2 separate regions of the Mus musculus genome follow, and region 1 is linked to region 2. Evidence: chromatin loops called from intact Hi-C (ENCODE). Cell type or tissue: heart. All regions are shown on one strand. Links, peaks and the distances in the headings refer to the core of each region. The heading gives the core; the rest is flanking DNA. Region 1 overlaps Parvb (parvin, beta). Region 2 holds the start of Shisal1 (shisa like 1).

Region 1 (9,761 bases), core at 1,266-9,265, 150 kb before region 2:
CCAGGATGGACCGGAGGAACTCGACACCTCTGATCCTTCTGAAGAAACCGGTTTCAGTGTTTAAAACATGGACGGTGTCAGCTAGCTCACCAATTCTGTTCACAGAGACGCTAAGACTGACTGTGTATTCAGTATGGCCTTTCCACAGCTGACTGGAACAGAATCCATCAGGCATGGAGAGTGGGCTGACAGATAAGCTGAAGACATGGCAGTGTGCTCTGGGATGTGTGTGTGTTCTGTTCCATGTAGTTCCCAGGGGAAGGCAGATAGTTGGGGAGGGGGTTGGGATTGGGGGTGTTGGGAGGAACGACAGGCTGGTGTGTGTTGTGACAGCACCGTGGGCCTATGGCTGCAGAAGGGCAAGTTCAAGGAACAGGGGGTGGGGTAAGGACTTGGTGGGGGCTTGGTGGTCTGTCTCGTGAGACATCACCCCTAAGTTCATTTCCTTTCCTCACAAGCCCGCACTCAGCTATGAATGGGCTCAGCCAGGCAGTTCTTGCTGTGCCTGGTCCTGTGATATGTACATCTGAGGGCTTGCTGGCGTCTGACGGACCAAGGTAGCCTCTCTTATATATTACTAAGGCCAGATGCCAGCCCCCAAGGCAGCCTCTGGAACACAGCGTCTGTGGCCTTGAGGAGACATTTTCCCAGATTTCACCTTAATGGTGTTGGTGTCCTGTTTATCACAGCTGATCCTTCGGTCCCAGCTGACCAGAGTCACGGATTACTTTAAAAATATTGCATAAATAGCCCCATAGAGTATTTGAAGGCCTCTTAAAAATCCCCTCTGAAACTTCACCAGCCAGGTTCTTCCAGCCTGTTTTCCAAGTTCTCACAAATGCTCATTTATCGTTAAGCATTCAAATGGCTTTTCAAGCCGGAAGTTCCAGACTCCTTCCACATTAGCCCTCTATCTCAGTGGTTCTCAACCACACTAATGCCGAGACCCTTTAATACAGTTCCTCATGTTGTAGTGACCCCCCCAACCATAAAACTATTTTTCGTTGCTACTTCAAGATTGTAATTTTGCTACTATCATGAATCATAATATAAATGTCAGATGCAGGATATCTGATATGTGATCCTGGGGAAACGGTCATTTAATCCCCTAAAAGGATCTCAGCCCACAGGTTGAGCAACGCTGCTCTATCTGCTGGGCGTGGCTGCCAGAATCAACAGGCTCCCAGTTCCCACGATGCAAATGATGTCCTCTCTAAATGATACACCAGGGTGGTCACTGTGTTGGGAATGAGGGTAGTTTGCTGTCACTCTTGTGCTGATTAGTCGCCTGCACGTGTCCCTCACTTTTGTTAGGCTAGAGCAGGGTGTGTGTATGTGTATCCATTCCTATTGGGGGGTGGGGGGAAGGGGGCTGAGTGCTAGGGTCTGGTTGGCTCTGAGACTTGGTCTAAGTGTCCATCTGACCCTTTCTTCTTGTTCACAGGATCATGATGGGCCGGTTTGGTAAGTACCCTGGTTTGGGGTGGGACAAGGTGAGATCCCTGGGTATGCACCATCCAACACAGAAAGCTCTGCGGTTCTCAAGGTCATGCGTGTGATCTTGTGAACTTGGGCAGGAGGAGTGAGCTTGTAGGGACAGAGGGGCCAGCCTGGAGAACATCTCTAGCTTACCTGCAGGGGAGGGAGTGGGAGGGGAGAAAAGAAGGTAATTACTCTCTCACCTGACCCTGTCCCCTGGGCAAGAGAGGACAGACAAAGAGATCAAAAACCTACAGCTTTGTTTAAATTCTCAGAGGTGATTCTGGCTCCCTGCGCGGGCTGGGAGGGAGGCTGATGTGGGCAGAAGTTTAAAACAGAAGGAAGTGGAGAAGGCTGAGGAAAAATGGAAGCCAGATAGAAGCTCCCAGCTCATTTCCAGATACATGTCTGACCCTGGGGAATCCTTGGGGGCGGGGCCAGTGCCACCTCCAAAACCCAATGCCCTTCTCTGACCTGGAGGTTGTAAAGAAGGGCTGAAGGATGAGCATGCAGCATGCTGAAGGATGAGCATGCAGCATGCTGAAGGATGAGCATGCAGCATGCAGCACGCAGCAGTTCTGACAGTCAGGAAGGTCTTGAGTTTGAGAGAAAGCTGTGGCCATGTAGCCCCTGAGCCCTTCTGATGGACAGGTGTTATGCTTGCTGGGAAAGTTCCCAGGGGAAGTGGGGTGGCAAGCATGGGTCATGTGGGACCCCTGCTTGGGGTCCAGGTGCAGGCTAGTTTAGAGATATGTATAGTTTAGAGGCTCTGAACCCCTGGGGATCGCAGAGGCGGGAGGATGACGAATGGGGACCTGAGAGTGTGGCGTGGTAACTTATGAGTTTGGGTTGGCTCTGTTTCAGGTTCAGAGGATTTGAAAAGAGTTGGCTTGGCTGGGGGCGTGGGGAGAGGGAGGCAATCCTGGGCTCGGTTGGTATCTTGGGAGCCCTGACAGCTGGGAAGGACACCTGGTCAGGTACACAGGGTGTGTCTCCCAAGGGGAGAGCCAGGTGCACCAGAACTCAGTCACGGTGCTGGGGACATCTGAGGCCACAAGAAACCTCCTCTGAGGCTGTACTCACTTCACTTCTTGCAGGCTCTGGCGTAAGATGAAACAGGCTATTAGCTAGTGACAGGCAATTAGTTCCGCCCCCGCCTCGCACTTCTGCTGACGCAAGGAGGTCTCCTGGTTACGCGGCTGACAGCCTTGGTTTTGGTGCAGTGAGCCCCTGGGCTCCCAGGCATCCTCTTGGGGGAGCAGCAGATGGCTATCCCAGGATTTCTGGTCACTTCTGACCTCACTGCCCCGCCAGGGTCTGGTCACACTGGTTCCCACCCAGCATCTACTTTCTGGCTTCAGCACAAGCTTTGCTGAGGAAGGTCAAAGCATCCCTTGTCACGTCTGTTTCCTGTCCACAGTCCAGGATGCTCCAGACATCACATCCCCTGTGGCCTTGATCTCTCACCTCCTGAGTGTCCAGGTCTAACCCTGCCCCCCCTCCACCCCCACTTCCACTACTCTCGGCCTAAGACACCCTCCTGCTAAATTACCCAGGGTTCCCTCCTGCATTGGCTCAACTGTCACTCACCAGGGATCCCCAGTCACAAACCAGCATGCACCCGCCCTACTACCCTCTGGTTGTCTTCGTTATGTCTAGAACCATCTGACAAACCTGGAGCCAGCCCTGCTCCCAGGAGCCTCAGGGTTTGTGTGTGTGCTCCCCTTGACCCGGAACACTGGTGCAAGTGCTATGCTTGTAGGCACACCCATGCCTTTTCCTTTGTTCAGGGATCTCCAAGTATCCTGGAGGCAGCCGCTCACCCCAAGCCTGTATGATCTCAGCAGCCCTCCCTGCACCACTGTCAGGCGTGAGGAGGTTCCAAGACCTGAGCAGGCTGAGTCTCCTAGGCTGAGTCTTGCTTGAACCCGTTCCCTCAGCCTCCTTGGCCTTCGAGTGCTGTGCAAAGGTGGAGCGTCTCCTCTCTGGTCACTCTTCCCTAAGGCCAGCAGGTTGAGGGGTGGGTACCCAGCCTCTTCCCACCAGCGTCTTGTCCTGCCTGAAGTATAAGCTGGTTTTTCTCTCCCTGGAAACCAGTCTCCTGGGAGCTGGGAGGTTAGAGCCTGATCTCCATAGCAACGCCTTTGCCAGTTGCCTTTTCTCTAGCTAGTGGCCCTTCCTCCCTGGTTCCCCCTCCCCACCCCCGACTCAGGAGCCCTTTCTGGTGCTGACAGGATTGGGTGGGCAAGGGTGGAGTCCCCCTCCTAGTTCCAGGCTCAGTTTGCTGAGACCCAATCTCTCCCATTTGCCTTCCCAGCAGAGCCTGTGTTAAATTAAAACTCTGACCTGACGTTCACACCCCTGGTCATTGTGCACGAAGGCCACTGCACTAAAGGACTCAGCTCCTGTCAGCCTCCCTCCCAGACCACCCTGCTCTTGAATCCACTCTGGCTCCCTGTGTTTCTCTTTGCATGTTCTCTGGCTGCAATGCCCTTCCTCTTCTCATCTCTCCAGCCAGCCTGGCTCAGACGGCAAGCCTCTTTCTTCCAACCTCTTGTCCATGGCTGCGAACTTGGGTGCTGCCAGAGACCAGCCGGACAGAGTTGCTCAAACCCCAGAAGCTGAAGGTTATAGGAGGAGAACTGTGGAAAATAGGAGCCCCCCCCCATCCTTGTCCTGGGGGTGGCACCTTGATGCCAGGTGCCCTGTAGCTCACTGTGGCCCCAGCCTCTGCTTTCAAGAGTTGGAAATGTAGATTAGGGAAAACCTTCCTATTCTAAATGAGGCTGAGTTAGGCTCCAGGTACAGACCTGGGACCCTCCTGTCTGTGCCTTTCCAAACTAGTGACTTCTCCAGTACAGGAGGGAAATTGATGGGGTCCCCAGACATGGGAATTGGGCTTGTCCCTGTGTCCCCACCCTGATTCTTGATGCTCACAGAGGCGGTGGGGAACAGATGTGGTTCCATTTAGCTAGGGAAGGGACCTAAAGTCTGTGGGCTTTCTAGTCACACAGTGAGGATTTGAACCCAGCTCTGCCCTGTCCCCACCATCCCTGGTCCTTCCTCTTGGCTATGGAGCCACATTTTGTGTCCTCTAGGCCCCAGGTAAGCAGCCAGCGTGGGAGGCGCCCAACAGCCTCCCACGCGGCACTCTGCCAGCCCAGCAGTGGCCCAGCTAAATAAACCGGTGACGTCAAGAGCCTGAGCTCTTGGGGCTTTGCCTAAGCCGCTTTGCAGGGCTGCACTTCTTCTGAGAGGAGTAAAGCTCCTTTTGCCCCTTTACAGATTGTTTTCTGGGGGATAATCTGACTTAGCTGATTATGGAAGTGAGTGACATCTGGTGCTAACTGAGGGTGGCTTTTTGTCCCCACCAGTCCTTAGAGGGAGGCACTGCCTTTCCCCCCTTCCCTAACCATCCCCCCTCCCCCCAGACACAAAAGGTCCCTTCTCTCTGTTTAGCCTCTCACCTTCCCCAAGGCTGAGGAAGAGGCCCCAGGTTGGATGGAGCTGCCTCCAGAGCCTGGCTGGAATCTCTGGCACCTTCATCTTGGGGCTAGGTTGGTAGGGGGCTAACTTTAGACCGTCCTGTTTGGCTCTTCTCCCCAGAACCCTGGCTCTCTCAGCTCACCCCAGCCTTCTTTGCTCTCCTCCTTCCTCTTCCTCAGCAGCCCCTGTCTCCTGAGGTGGGGGAAGCCCCCCTGTGCCTTACCCCTAGAACCAAGAAGACAGAAGTCAGGGCCCGGGTCCCACTCAGTGCCTCCCCTCCCGCTGCAGCACTGTTGGCCCCAGAGCCCCCAGGCCTCTACTTGACCTGGGCTATAGTCATCTATCCCAACAACTTCTGTGCACCCAGTCTTACAGACGTAAACAGACATTTGGGTTCAGAGGGCACCTCCAGAGGGATTCCAGGTTCCTGTGTCCCTGAACGAAGAGCAGAGCAGAGACACACAGTCGCAGCCAGAGCAGACTAAGGAGCATCCACTTCTGAGGGAGAATGTGCCGCCCCCAAGTGCAGAGCTGGGCTTTCACCTTAGAGCCTGGCTTTCCCTTCCTTTGCATAGTGAGGATATTTTGGTTCATTTGAATAGAGTAGGCTTTTCTGAGTGTGTGCTATTTGTCACATGTAGTTCACACAAATTCATGTGTCAGCATGTCTCATTAGCATCTTAAATTTGCCCCTAGGGGTGTGCCACACGGTTACAATGAGTCCCAGGCCACCCGCAGACACTTTGGAGTGCATGTGTGTCCTGAGCCAGTGACACAGGCACATTTTCATATTTGGATTTGTTTTCCTTTGTCAGCCCTGTTGGGCTGGAAGGTGTCAATTGTGGTTGGGGGGGGGGTTGGGGGTTCCAGTGTTCCTCTTTGCCAACTTGTTCCTTTCAGATGCTAATTTTGCAGAGGCTTTCTGTTCTCTGGTGGCCTCAAGTAGGGAGGGATGGGGACTTCTGTGCTGTTTGTTTGGGTGGCAGCTTGCACAGATGTGAGCAGGTCAGAGTGAGCAGGTCGTGGTTCACCAAGGAAGAGGGAGGTCATGGGCTACCTCAGGTTGAAATAAGCAGCCTTCAGGCTTCCTGCCGAGGACACCAAAGGCTCAGGTGCCTTCCCCCTGAGCTCCTCCGCTGAGCTTGCCCTGTTGCTGGAGTCAGAGGCAGGGCAGGAGTAGGAGAACCATCCATCTCTCCCAGAGAGTTAGGAGCTGAAGGTCCAGCAGACGGTACTGCGGGGGGGGGGGGGCAGTGAGGCTCTGTCAAAGGCATGTTAGTGCTTGAGGGATGCAAGTGTGCAGAGAGGCCATTTTGTAAAGGCTGGGAGATGTGTGGGAGCGTGGCCATCTCATAGCCACGGGAGAGAGGATGGACCACAGTCTAAGAGCCGTGAGAGGTAGGGGTTTGAGGGGCCAGTGGCGAGAAGTTGCCCAGTTGCACATTCAGAGATTCTGGATGCTGAGGGGGAGGAGGCTGGTGGAGCTAGATAGAGGCTGTGGTCATCCAGAGGTAAGAGGAGGCATGGGGGCAGCGGAGCTGGCCAAGAGTAGAAGAAGGGGGAGTCACAGTCAGCGATAACGCTTAGGGAAGGAGAGTCAGGGATGCTTCAAATGCTTAATCAAAACTTGCAGGCACCCAAGTACGACCTGGTATCCCATACCCAAAGCGTTACTGTTACCAAGGAAGCCCCACGCAGCTGTTGCTCGTTAAGGCAACCCTCACGCCTCCTGCTGCACTCCTACGGGGCAGTGTCAACCTGCAGGCTCCTCTGCTCTGGCAGAAACCAGGGGGATCAAGCAGAACCCCAAGGGAGAGCAACCAGAGAGGGCTATTTCTAGAACTGAGAGCTGAAAGGTTGGGAATCAGGGCCGCCAAGTCCTTTCTAGAACTCTCTGTGTTCTCTCTTGCATGTCCTGCAGAGCGGGACGCCTTCGATACTCTTTTCGACCACGCCCCGGACAAGCTCAACCTTGTGAAGAAGGTAGATTATCTCCCTCCCTCCCTCCCTAGCCTGCTCCCCACCCCCACCCCCGTGCCTGGTGCCTGTGCAGACTCTGTCTAGACTCTCTGCAGACCCAAGGCAAGCCGAGATGGGGATGAGAGACATTTGGAATATTCTAAAGTGTGCCCTTGTGTATTGAGACCTCTCCCAGCAATGTGTGCTGTGGCGATGCTCTCTTACAATACTGTGCTATTAACTAGAGCCTAGAGTTTGACACAGCCTTTTGGCGATAGCCATCAGAGGAGGGTTTGGAGTATGCCAGCCTGCCATATTGGGGGCTCGGGTCCGGGGGGTCCGGAGAAGGTTGCTGGTGTAATGTTGTCTTTACCTCTCTGCCTTGACAGTCTCTCATCACGTTTGTGAACAAACACCTGAATAAGCTAAACTTGGAGGTGACTGACCTGGAGACCCAGGTAGGCAGGGCTTCGGTGGAGGCTCCCTCTGGCCAATGCTTCTTGCAGCTCTCAACTCAGGTGGGGTGTGGGAATAATCAGGACCACCTTGTTTCTCTCAGGAGAAGCTCCCAGAGTGTAGCTTGTGGTATTGCTCCAGCCCAACCAAGCTGGCTGCTTAGACCCTTCTCTGTGTTTCCTGTAACTGTGGCAGACAGAGATGGAAGGCTGAAGCCAGGGTGGGAGTCCAGAGTTACAGTGTGGGCGGGCTGGCTCCTTCCCACTCTTGCTGTGGCTCCTGCTGCGTTTCTGCAGGCAGGCTCCGGTGTTCTTGCATCTGTAGATATATTACTTCCATCTTCTGTGGCCTCCTCCTGTGTCTGCATCTGAGTCTGCATGTCTGCGTGTTGCCCAAGGCTCTCTGTGCCCCGTCTGCTTCCCAGAGCTAGAGTCTAGAAATGGATGCCTGAGAGCAAAGAAATGACACGCTGGAATAGAGCCCACCCTGATGACACAAGGACAACTGAGACCCTTTGTCCAAGTGAAGGCACAGGTTAGGATTCTAGCTTATTTAGGAGAGAAACAATTCAACTTTTAGTGCCCACCCCCAAGACTCCATCTGACCCTGCCACTGGCCCTTTGTTGTGCGGGTCTCTGGGTCTAGAACATTCTGTGCCCTCTGCTTCAGTGGTGGAGACATGGCAGCCTCACATTTGATCCCATGACAATATAGAGACAATGTCCCATCCAACCTGGGCCCAGCAAGATGGCTCAGCTGGTAAAAGTGACTGCCAAGAAAACCTGATGACCCGAGTTTGATCCCGGGGGACCTACATCATAGGAGACAAATGGCTCCTTCAAGCCGTCCTCTGATTACATAGGGACTATAACACTAACCTGATGCTCCGCCCTACACGTCATACAAATTACAGGAATAGTAATAAAATTAGCATCCGTTTGGGGACTAGGGACAAAACTCTTTTGCCATCTGTACCTCAAACACTCCTTCCTCAAGCTAGAGTGCCCTTGTAGTGGTGACAGTCTCTAAGCACACAACATGCCTTGAAGGCCCAACTGAATTTTCCCCTGGCTTAGTTGTGTGGTTGAGTTTTGGGCCGGAATCCTTGGTGCAGACATCCCTAATACGCAGCTGATCCATCCTAAACCCCTGGGCATTTTCTTCTATTGCTTTCTCTTTCTTTAACTTCTTCTCATTTGCTTTTCTAATTAAAAAAAGTAATTCAGGTTCATCGTAGAAATGTCTAAAAATGAAGATAAGGAAAATAAACAAAAGTTGCCCTAATCTATCACCCTGAGGGCGCTGCACCCTGGGCTTTGTTCCATGTACTTCTGGGTATTCTGGGTGTAGGCAGTATAGTCTGCTTTATGGAGCGGATTTTGTGTGAGTGTGTGAGTGTGTGTGTGTGTGTGTGTGTGTGAGAGAGAGAGAGAGAGAGAGAGAGAGAGATTGAGAGAGAGTGTGTGTGTCTATGTGCACATACGTGTGCGTGATTTGCAAATGCATCTCTTATTCTTGGCTGTTTGTTCATGCAGCACGCTTGCCGGGTGACACTTTAGATTTCCTGAAGCTCCGGAAGCTAAAGTGAAAAGCTGCTTCTCTCGCTCCCTGATGTCCCCCACCCCCAACTCCGCCTGGGTCTCTTTCAAAGTGCTCATGCATAAAACAACACACTCCCTTTAATAACAGTCGATCACACTGGACAGCTGTTGTGTAATTCGCTGTTATTTTTTTTTCTCCCTAAATACATGGGCATCTTCTTGAGAGAGATGGATATCTCTGTCTGAAGCTATTTCGCTTTTCAGTCTGTCAGAGGGCTCCTCCCTCCCTCCCTCCCTCCCTCCTTCCATCTCCTCCAGACAGGGGATTCACCTTTGCCTTAGATTCACTTTGTAGCTTAGGCTGGCCTTAAACTTTTGGTCATCCTCCTGTCTCAGCCTCCTGAGTGCCAGGGTTATAGGCGTGTACCATTATGCCTGGCACTGGTCTCTGTTAACCCCAACCTTCTTAGGTTGGGAGGTGCGGCTCAGTAGCATAGCCATTTGCTGAGCATGCTCAAGGCCCTTGGTCCCTTACCCAGCACTGTTAAAATCATTCCCTTCCCTTCAGGTGTGAGGCTGCATTGGCGTTAAGCGGCCCTGTGATTAGACCCCCTTCCTGTTCCTGTGCATGCTGCCTAGCAGGTGCTCTGCCCGTGGCTATTCGTGCCCCGTCCGTTTCCTCGGGGGGGCGGGGGGGTTAACATCTAGAAATGAAATCAGACATGAGGTTGTAAGTACAAAGCAGCATGCACCATGCGGCCTGGGAAGGTCTGATCATGGGAGCTGGCACCAGCCATGTGGGCAGCTGACCTGTATCTGCTGTCATCTGCCTTTCTTTTT
Region 2 (9,761 bases), core at 1,107-9,106:
CTAGCCAGCCCTGTTCCAGATTCCACCTCTACCAGGATGGGCCCAGGAGGAAAGAAAAGATCTTTTTAGGGAGGTCTTAGCATTAGGGGAAAACCTAGGCTCTGGGCAGCCCTGACCAGCCTGAGTTGATACCAGGGACCAAAGTCTGGTTTCAGAGTCTGGTTCCAAAGGACATTTCCAATTAGCCCCTTCAGCGGTCAGGGGTAGACAATCTCAAAGGTTCCCAGGCACCTTTGGGCGGTTGGGATCAAGCAAGAGAACAAAGGGATGGAAAGGGGGGTGGGGGGAAGTTCTGGGTTGGCTGGCTCTGGGAGGAGCCCAACGTGAAGTCACAGTCTCAGAGTGTCAGTGGCCAAGGCATCTTAGAAAGCATCCTGAGACTCGGGTCCAGAGGCCCGCCTGGGGTCACACAGCCCATAGCAACTTGATCGGGCTTGGCTTCTCGCTTCGCCCTGGGTTACAGCAGCCTCTGCTGATGGGAACCAACCCCCTTCTATCTTAGAGGTGAGGAGACCGGTTCAGAGGAGTTGAGAGCCCTGCTCAAGGTCACACAGCCTCAAGAGAGGTCCCTCTAGTTTCCCACGCAAAGCACTTTTCTCTTCCTATGCCAGGCTGGGGTTCCCTGGCAGGAGCACCCACTAAATCCAGGGCACCAGAAAACAGAAAAGTCGTGTGTGTGTGTGTGGGGGGGGGGGGGTTAAGGATGCTTAAATGTAAATACTCTCGGGACAAATTATGTAAGTCCGGTTCCCGGTCCCTCCATGGCCCCAGGGGTACAACTGGGGCAGTAAATACCCACTTCAGCACCTACCCGGGGACCCTAGCCTGGGGGACCCCGTCAAGAATCAGACTCTGCTTGGCCCATCAGGCAGTCGGCGCTGCTCCTTCCAAGGAGAACAGTTGGAGGCGCCAGGATGCGCTGCCCCCCTTTCGTCTTTTCCCCCTCTGGCTGGATAAGAAATACTAATACTAATAATGATAATAATAATTAGAATAAATAGAACCCTAAGACGCTGGGGTCTCGTTGCTATGACAACAGTAGGCACTAATGAGCTTTTCGGAGGCCGCTGCCGGGCCACCCAGCCCCGGGCGCGGGATTACTATGGATCGGGCCCTGGGAGGCGGCGGCAGCGGAGCCTCGGGGTTCCCGATGTCGCCGAACAGGAACCCAGGGCATCCAAGCGTCTCCCAGCGCGGCTCCAGAGCCCTGCCCCACGCGCACTGGCTCCCCAGCCGTCCGCGCTCCGCAGCGACTCCCAGCCTGGTCCCGCTGCTGTCCCCCGCTGTCGCCCGGTCCTGGCGACCACCACCTCGCCCCGTTCCGGCTCCCCCGACGCCGTCCTGCCCGCGATCCTCAGCACTGCGTGGACCCAGCAGCCCCGCAGCCCCGCGCCCCGCTCACCTCGTGCCCGCGCCGGTCGCTCCTCGCTATGTAGCCCGGAGCCGGCGCCCGCGGGAGCCGCCTGCAGGGGCGCGGGGCTGCCCACGCGCGCCGCCGCAACAGTTGTCCGCCAGGCTGCGGGCGCGTGGGGCTCCGGGGCTCCGGCCGCGCTCCGCCCGCTGCGCCCCACGCGCGTCCCGCGCCGCGTTCAGCTCGGCCGCCGCGCCCTCTGCTGCCCCGCGCCGGTTCGGCCTGCGCTTCTCTCTCTCTCTTCTCTCTCTCTTCTCTCTCTCTCTCTCTCTCTCTCTCTCTCTCTCTCTCTCTCTCTCTCTCCCTTCCCCCCTCCCCGCGCGTCCCAGTCGCTTCTCTTCTCCACCTTGCTTTTGCTCCGCCTTTGTTTTTTCTCCATCTCTTTCTCTCCTGCCTTTCTCCTCACCCTCCGTTTTCTTTCCTCTCATCCTTCACTTTCTTCTTGGCTTTTTACTTTTCTCTTCCCCACTCCGTCTCCCCCACCTCCTTTTCCAGTTTTTTTCTTCTCCCTTCCCTCCTCGCGCCCCCCCCACCCCCACCCCCACCCCCCCCCCCGCTTCCCAACCTCCACCAGAGGGTTCTCCTCAATCTCCCCCATCTCCTTTCCACCTGCTCCCCAGCTTGGTACCTGCTCCGAAGGACGCCAGGCACCAGCAACTGCCTGCAGGGATGCAGCCTCTCCTTACGGGTGGACAGATCCCTGCCCCGTGCAGCCCGCGACACTCTGCCCCACCCACCCTGTGCATCTCCCCAGCTCTGGCTGGGAGATCTATTCTGCTAGCCACCCCTGAGGCAGGCAGTCAAGGGCAGGGACAGACTTGGTTTGCGTTTTCCCAGCCTGCTAGACCTGGGTTTAAACCTTCACCCCATGTCTCATTCTCCCCATCACACCCCTAGTTCTGACTTCACCCCCATTTCATGGCTGACCTGCGGGTACCTGACTCCATCCTCACACTTGTGGGTCTACATTTCCCCATTGCTTGGACAACCTCGGAAAGTCCTGTGGGAGCATGTGGCAACCCAGCATTCCTCCCAGGGGACAGTCAGGATGGAGCTTCTTCACTGAATAGAGAATACCCTTGAGTATCCGGAAAAGCAGACCCCTCCCCCAAGAGCCACCCCTCCAGGCCCAACTGCTGCCACCCACATTTTGGGGTCACCTTTGACTTCTGAGACCTCAATGGAACCTCAAGGAAAAGGGAGCCGAGCACTCGATACTCTGAACTTAACTTCTTGCCATGGCACTGAGTGGTTCCTTTGGACTCTGCTGACAGACAACCAGGCTCAGAGATGTTGAGAAAGCACCTCAGGGGCATACAGCTGACAAGAGGCAGAGTCAAAGCTCACACTGAAGCCCAAGCATCTCTGTCTCCTCCACAGGTGCCTCGTTGACACGGAGGGATTCTGCCAGAACAGACTTCTTCCTCTTTCACTGCAGGCTCTTGAACCCCATGGGATGCTGGAACCTGCCTGGCTCTTTGCTGCTTTCGAGGGTAAGGGGCTCAGGGAGGCACCAGCTGGGGAGAACCAGTGTTTTCTCTCACCCAAGCCTGTGCAGGTAAGGGGTTCTGGTTCCCACATCACAGCATCCAGGCTCTGGTTCCCTTCATGGACATAGCCTGGGCTAACCTACTGGGCCCACCTGAGACTGGGGATGCCCATGGGAACTACTTCAGCCAATGGCCAGGGCACCAAAGCTGCCAAGATAGGTAAGGCCAGGCTCTGGAGAGGGCCAGAGGGTAGGCAGAGCCTGCTTGGTAATTGGGGGAGGGCAAGAAGTGTGTGTGTGTGTGTGTGTGTGTGTGTGTGTGTGTGTGTGTGGTGTGATTCCTCAGCACTCAGGGTCATGGACACAAACCAAAGCAGTTCTGTGTTCCTTCTTGCTGATGCAAACCTTCCAAAGAGGAAGTTGAGGAAGACCCTACTTCAGCTGAGGTCAAAGACAGAGACAGGGTGCTCCTCTGAGTCCTCTGTCTCACGCCATGTCAGTGTGGGGGACCACACAAATCGAAGCAACTTCAGGTCTTGGTAGGAGCAGGGTTAGGTGAGCTGGGTTCTCTGGCTCCCATTGAGACCCTGGTCCCAAGATCTCTGCAGTGAAGGCCAGTCCAGAGACACTCTAGTGTGGACAGCAAGGAAGCAGGTCAGGCTGGGAGAAGTGGGGTGTAGTGTGGGATACCCTGTGTGACATCTGATACGTGTGTGTTAGGCATGGGTATTGTGCAGTAGATGTTGTGTGTGTTGTGTCTGTGTTATATGCTATGCGTGTGTCTCATCTGTATATGTGTTGTATGGCATGGTCTGGAGTGTTTGCATGTGTTAGGTGTCATGGGACATGTGTATGGTGTGTGTGGTGTGTGCAGGGAGCCGAATGTAGCCTGCTTTGTATGTGTGTGTGCTGTGGCTGTGGGTAGCATGTTTTCTGTGTGTACATGGGTGGTGTGAATTGGATGAATGTCATGGTGTAGATCACGGTATCTGGGGGGATGCATCAACAGATATTCAGACACAAAGGGTGTATGGGATGTATGGATGTCTCACTTTGCCTGGCATTCCCACGTGGCCTCCATGCATGGCGTGTCTGTGTGCATCCCCACACGTGAGGAAGGCTGTCTTGGCGAGAGGGATCTGTGTATGGTGGCTTCTGGGAGGAGTTCCCTCCATCCCTCCAACACTGATGCTAAGCAGTCTCATGTTGTAATGAGTGTGTGCACCTGAGGACATGGTGGCTAGTGACCACTGATGCCCTGCCTCTGGCCAGCCCAATTCCGCAGGACACAGCCCAAGCCCCTGTCTCCTCCCTTGACTACTTCCTCTGCAGGCAGCCTGTGCCACCCACACTGAGGCCAGCATGGGCACATAAGGTCCCTCATACCTCCCTACACATGTACTTTCTCCACAATTACAGGGCCCGATTCTGCTTGCATCCCATTGCCCAGGTATCCCTCCTCTAAGGTACAAAATTCTTTAGCATCAGTTTCCTCATTTGTAAAGTAGGATGACCACCAGGACCAGCAAGAAGATCAATGGCAGACCGTATCATTAGGCCAACAAGCAAGTGCTGGTTTAGTGGGTCCTTGGTCCTGCCAATGCCTTCTTGTCCTCTAGGGGGAAGGAGGTCCTATCATTTGTGTAGCCCCACTCCATTTCCCTTCTTCTTGCCACTGCATCCCAGTGCCCTGTGGTTGTTTTAACAATGACCACGCTAGGAAGCCTATTCCACTCCCCACAGTTCTGAAGTTATATTTCCCTGGATCAAGGTGTGTCTGAGGCCATATTTCCCTGAGGGCTCAATGAGACGGCCCTTGCTACAGCTTCAGTCCAGCTGACCCCAGTATCCTTCAGTGGTGGCTATACTGCTGCAGCTGTATTGCTGTACCAGGGGCCACCCCAACTATCCCTGTTAACTCCCATCTCAGTACCTTAAACTTCAATGCCACTCCAAGATATTTCCTCTCTCTCTCTCTCTCCCTCTCTCTCTCTCTCTCTCCCTCCCTCCCTCCTTCTCTCTCTTTCTTTCTTTCTTTCTTTCTTTCTTTCTTTCTTTCTTTCTTTCTTTCTTTCTTTCTTTCTTATTACTTATGATAGGATCTTAAGTAGCCCTGGTTGGCTCAGACTCCCGAAAATGACCTTGAATTTTCCCGATCCTCCTGCCTCTATTCCCTAAGAGCTAGGATTATAGGCATGCACCACCATGCACAGTTTATGTGTTGGTGGGGACAGAATCTAAATATGTATGTTGGGCACACACTCTTCTAATTGAGCCACACTCCAGCCTCCCTTTCCCCCCTTTTAAATGACATTCTACTTGTTTATTTTGTATGTGCATACGTCTATGTGCACACATACCTGAATGCCATGGTGGACATGTGGAGGTCAGAAGACAACTTTCAGGAATCAGTTCTCTCCTACCACTCACTATATGGGTCCCAGGGAATAAACTCGGGTCTGTCTGGCTTGGCAGGAAGGCCTTTACCCACTGAGCAATCTTGCCAGCCCTCGAGGGACCCACCCCAAGCTCAGGAATGGGGCTGAAATGCCAAGGGGGGAAGGAGAGTGTTTCTCAGCTTCCTTCTCCCTTGCATATGCAGAGAGAGAGACAGGCTGCCAGAGCAGGGAGGACCAAGTGAAGCAGGCAGCTCGGGGTCACGCGTAGAGCCCCTCCCCCACCCAGAGTCGAGCTGGGAGGTGGGCTGGGTTCCTTCACAGCTGACCAAGCAGCTGCTCTCACCCCATCACGGCAGCACCTGCAGTGGGGAGCCCTGCTCTGCACCCCAGCACCACCCTCATCCTCCGGCCTTATTTACTACATCTCTGCCTTCGGGAGGCCTGCTCCCCCGCAAAAGCAACTGCTCACCGGGCAGGCGAGCGAGCGGCAGGCGGGCCGGCCTGGCGATGACTCATGCTCTCTCCGCGGAGTGCAGCCTTTTCAAAGGGCTGGCTGGGGAGGAAGCTAAATTTAAAGCCAGGCTTCCCGAGAAGATCACCTGCCACGTCAAAATCGCTGCCATTTAATTAGAAGTTGGGGGCATAAGGCTTCCACCCTGCTCTCTCTGGAATCCTCCTGGGGAAGGCTGAGGGGGAGGCAAAGCCCCAGGGGGCAAGAGCCAGCTGGCTCCCCAGCTGTGACACGTCCCTTTGTTCCTTCCCCCAGACTTCCTTCAGGGAGTGGTCCCCACCTTCCAGGGACCATCAGTCTCTTCCTTCCTCCTCTTCAAGGGTTCTAACCCTGGGCATGTAGAACAGGGCTCAAGAGGTCTAGAGGTCCCTGTTCCCCCAAGAAAGGATAAGGCTGTATCAGGCCTCAGCTCTGTCCTCAGACAAATGCTGGACCAGGGGACTTTCCATGGGACTTTCTGATCTTTTCATGGAGGGGGTAGGGGCACCTGTTGCCTTGTTTATCCACAGAGAGTGAGAGATCTTTGCTGGAACAAGTACTTGGAGGAGCCCTGGAAGGCTTCCTGGTGGAAGGTAGAGACTCTGAGGTGAAAGCTACCCAGATAAAGCCTATTGACCTTCCACTTTGGACAGCTAACTGCATGTTTGTTTCCCAGTCTCTTCTGGAGCCACGCAGATCACAGCACAGCCCTGGCTTCTCTGTGCTGTAGGAACAGAGCTGCCAAAGTCAGGCTGCCCAGAGACTTGGGAAGCCACGTAGAGCATCAGCTCTCCACTGATGCTTCGGGGGGGGGGGTGGTCGGGGTTGGGGTCGTCGGGGGTGGGAGGAGGCACACATTCCCTCACTTCGCTTATCCGGGGGTGGGGGGAACACGCAACTGGCTGACCGGGTCAGGTACACAGAAATGAGCAAGCTACAGATGCCACAGCCATCTTGGGGACTTGGGAGCTCAGACTTAGAGAACTGACCTGGGGATCCAGAAAGCTTCCCAATCCACAGGCCCTAAAGAATGGTCAAAGACCTGGCTGCCTATACCAGGACTAAACGAAGATGCCCAGTTCTCTGTTCTCTCCTCTCCTGCTCCCTTCTGACTGCAGCTGTGACAACCATGCTAGCCCTGAAGGAGGTGAGGCAGGACAGCTCCCAGTCCTCACAGCTAAGGCCCACCCAGGTCCAAGATGGATCTAGGATCTTCCTCTCTCCACAGACCTGGGGCTATGTGCCAAGGAAGAAGGAGGAGGGAGGGTGCAGACATTACTAAGGATATTGATCTGTTGCATGCAAGATGAGGAGGCTATGGGGTTTGAAGATTGTGCCCTATGAGCCCTTAGAAGCGGAGGCTATCCCCAATATCCCAGTGTGGGAGGGGCTGGGTATGAGATAGACAGGTGCTGTTGAGGTTCTCCAGGCAAGAAGGGGAGGGGCTGTGGATACTCTGGTCCCAGCAGGGAGGCAGGTCCCTGATTCCATCTGAGGATACCACTTTCTCTGACAGCCTGTGTAGCCAGAAAGGGGACCCCAGAAGCCAGTTGGATATCTACCTGCTGACCATAAGGCCACAAAGGAATGCTGATGGTATGCTCAGTGTAACTTTCTAACCAGCATACTCATGCCTGTGGCTTCTACAGAGATCCTGCCTGGTAGTTCATCTTTCCTGCTACAACAGGATAGTAGCAGCACAGATCTGACTTATCTATCTCCCCTTGCTATACAGACCTGTGGTCTAGCCTGCTGAATGGAGTGGGCCCTGCTCTGGGAAACAAAGGCCCTGGCCCTGCCAGTTCAGATGCAAGGGTCCCCAAGCTCCCAGTTTACTGTGGTGACTAAGTCAGGCCCTGCTATGTGGGACATAAAGCTACCAAGGTATATCTTCCTCTAGGGTCAGTGGGGAGCCAAGGGACAGGCCACCCTCTTCATTACCCCAAACTGAAAAGCAAGAGCCCCTAGGGGTTAGTGTCATGCCTCAGTTTCCCTATCTGTGCCATCACTGATAGTTCTCTGTCCTCCCCCACCCCAACATATACCCAGGAAGTGCCAGGTTCCATTCTCAGGATAGAAAGCACATCAATTTGCGACAAGCCCAGGGAAGGTGTTGTTACAGCCTGTCTTCACAAATAACTTCCCAGGTGACAAGTTGACAATAGGGACAAGCCAAGGTGTGGGGTTGGTTCCATGAAGGCTTTGGTGACACTCTGAACTCTGGGCCTGAGCCATAGCTCAACTTGTGCATGCTAGGGTCTCCTAAAGCCCCGCTTCTCTGTACTTATTCCCGACAGGGACCTGTGCTGACAGAGGGGAGGCCAGCCCAGGCCTTGGGGATGTCAGTTTGTATCAGCAATGGTAACCTCCTTCATTTGGTCCACATGGGTTTGGATTCTCCACAGCTGGTGGCTCTCACAGCTCATCTTCCCAGAGAACCAGCACAGATCCAAAGCAGAGACCATACAAGTGAATAGGGTATTCATCAGCTGGCTTGACAGAACCTGACCTTCCCGCAGCCATGACTCTCCTCGGCAGACCCAGAATTCCTGTGCCAGCATAAGGCTAATCACAGCCCTGGCACAAGCAGAAACCTTCCCAGCTCACCAAGTGTCCTTGAGAAGTACAGGGACCAGGGCCAGGGACAACCTGGTTCTTAGACTGTAGGAAGGGGGCTCAGAGAAATGGTATAATAGGCCCCAGGCCACACAGCTCAGATGCTGGGCAAGAGGGGCATTCTGAGGATTCCCAATGGCCTGGGATATCACTTCTAGGCATTGGGGGTTCTGTCTTAGAAGATTAGCAAGGGTCCTTGCTCTCCAAGCCAGTTGTCCATTCTGTATGGGCTGAGTAAGGCGTTACTGACCAGAACAGGGGTCTGGGCTTGACTGTGTGACCTCATATCACAAGATGATGCTCTGCCTCCCTCTCTGACCTGTTTGTTGGGGCAGGAAATTGTCCTCTAGGGTTAGGTGAGAGGGTGGGCTCAAGACCACATCCATTTAACTGAAGCCAGGTAGGGCGATATGGTTCCCCGCCCCCTGCAACACCACACTCAGATGCTCCCCACAAATCTGTCATGGAAGCCACTTCTGAGTTTCTGTAAGAGAACAGAGCAAGCTCAGAGAGGCTAATTGCATAGAGCCACAGAGTTGGGACCACAATTCCCACTCCAGGCTGTTACCCTTGACAGAGCAGAAGGCCCTTGAATGGGGCCATGTCTGCCTCTGCCTTCCAAACCTCAGTTTCCCAGATTGTTCCATGCTTACTTGCCAACCAACAGTGCAAGGTTCTGGCAGGCTCACTTTTGATGGCTTCTGGACAGCTCTGCCCAGGCACGGGGATGCAGGATACAGGCCATCCAGGGTTCAGTGGCACAAGTCCTGGGGTCCTACAGGGTTCCAAGTCCCTTTAACGTGCTAAACTGTTGGCTGGGCCTCCTCAGACACCTTCATCACTGAAAAATTGTGTTAACACACAGCCTAGGGAGTGAATGGCCCAGGGAGCCAAGGGCTTGGGTTCTATTCTGGGGAGGCTCCTGGTAGAGAGCCAGCCATGAGCCGGGCAGCAGGGCAGAGTCACGGTCCAGGCCAACTGACCACTGGCCAGCCATAGTAGCTTACATACGTGAAGATTCTCAACTTACAAAAGATCTGATAGGGTGTGAAGTAGGAGGCTGAGGGAGGGTGTGTCATGGGCAAGGGTTTAGGGACGCCTACAGGTCACATCAGAGGGTTTTCCTAGCTGACCCACCAGCTCAACCTTCGGAACAGGAGAATGAAAGGAAATGTAGCCGTTCAGAGCCTGGGTCCGTGCACCTCACCCAGGCCTTGCCTCTGCACAGGTTTCCTCATGAATCCCACTGGCTCACCAAAACAATATATTATCTATGCATACAAAGAATAGGGAGGACTAGGAAGGTTAAGTATCTCTGAAGGTCTCATAGCTGGTGATCAGAAGATGGCAACCTGC

Evidence for each region. Peaks named below come from ENCODE experiments on the same cell type or tissue, not always from the same donor. Only the 100,000 strongest peaks of a DNase experiment are listed, where the experiment ranks them.
Region 1: a loop joins it to region 2, with 2.4 times the contacts of the local background. A loop is called at or near these places in 1 of 42 quality-filtered maps.

The regions. Positions count from the first base shown.
Region 1 is chr15:84,296,522-84,306,282 of GRCm38, forward strand. Parvb (parvin, beta) reads left to right here. Exons shown (of 13, transcript NM_133167.3): 8 at 1,445-1,464; 9 at 6,887-6,948; 10 at 7,314-7,382. Among named protein-coding and RNA genes, the nearest start is that of Gm22890, 22 kb to the right of the region's middle. In heart, for the core only: no CTCF peak of the experiment used is centred there; a DNase peak (open chromatin) is centred at 4,640; H3K27ac peaks cover 3,017 bases; H3K27me3 peaks cover 553 bases.
Region 2 is chr15:84,444,960-84,454,720 of GRCm38, forward strand. Shisal1 (shisa like 1) reads right to left here and starts at 1,615. Exons shown (of 5, transcript NM_001374162.1): 1 at 1,403-1,615. It overlaps Gm33830 (a long non-coding RNA gene), which reads left to right and starts at 316. Exons shown (of 3, transcript XR_384293.3): 1 at 316-504; 2 at 2,792-2,904. In heart, for the core only: no CTCF peak of the experiment used is centred there; a DNase peak (open chromatin) is centred at 5,649; H3K4me3 peaks cover 1,958 bases; H3K27ac peaks cover 2,499 bases; H3K27me3 peaks cover 4,110 bases.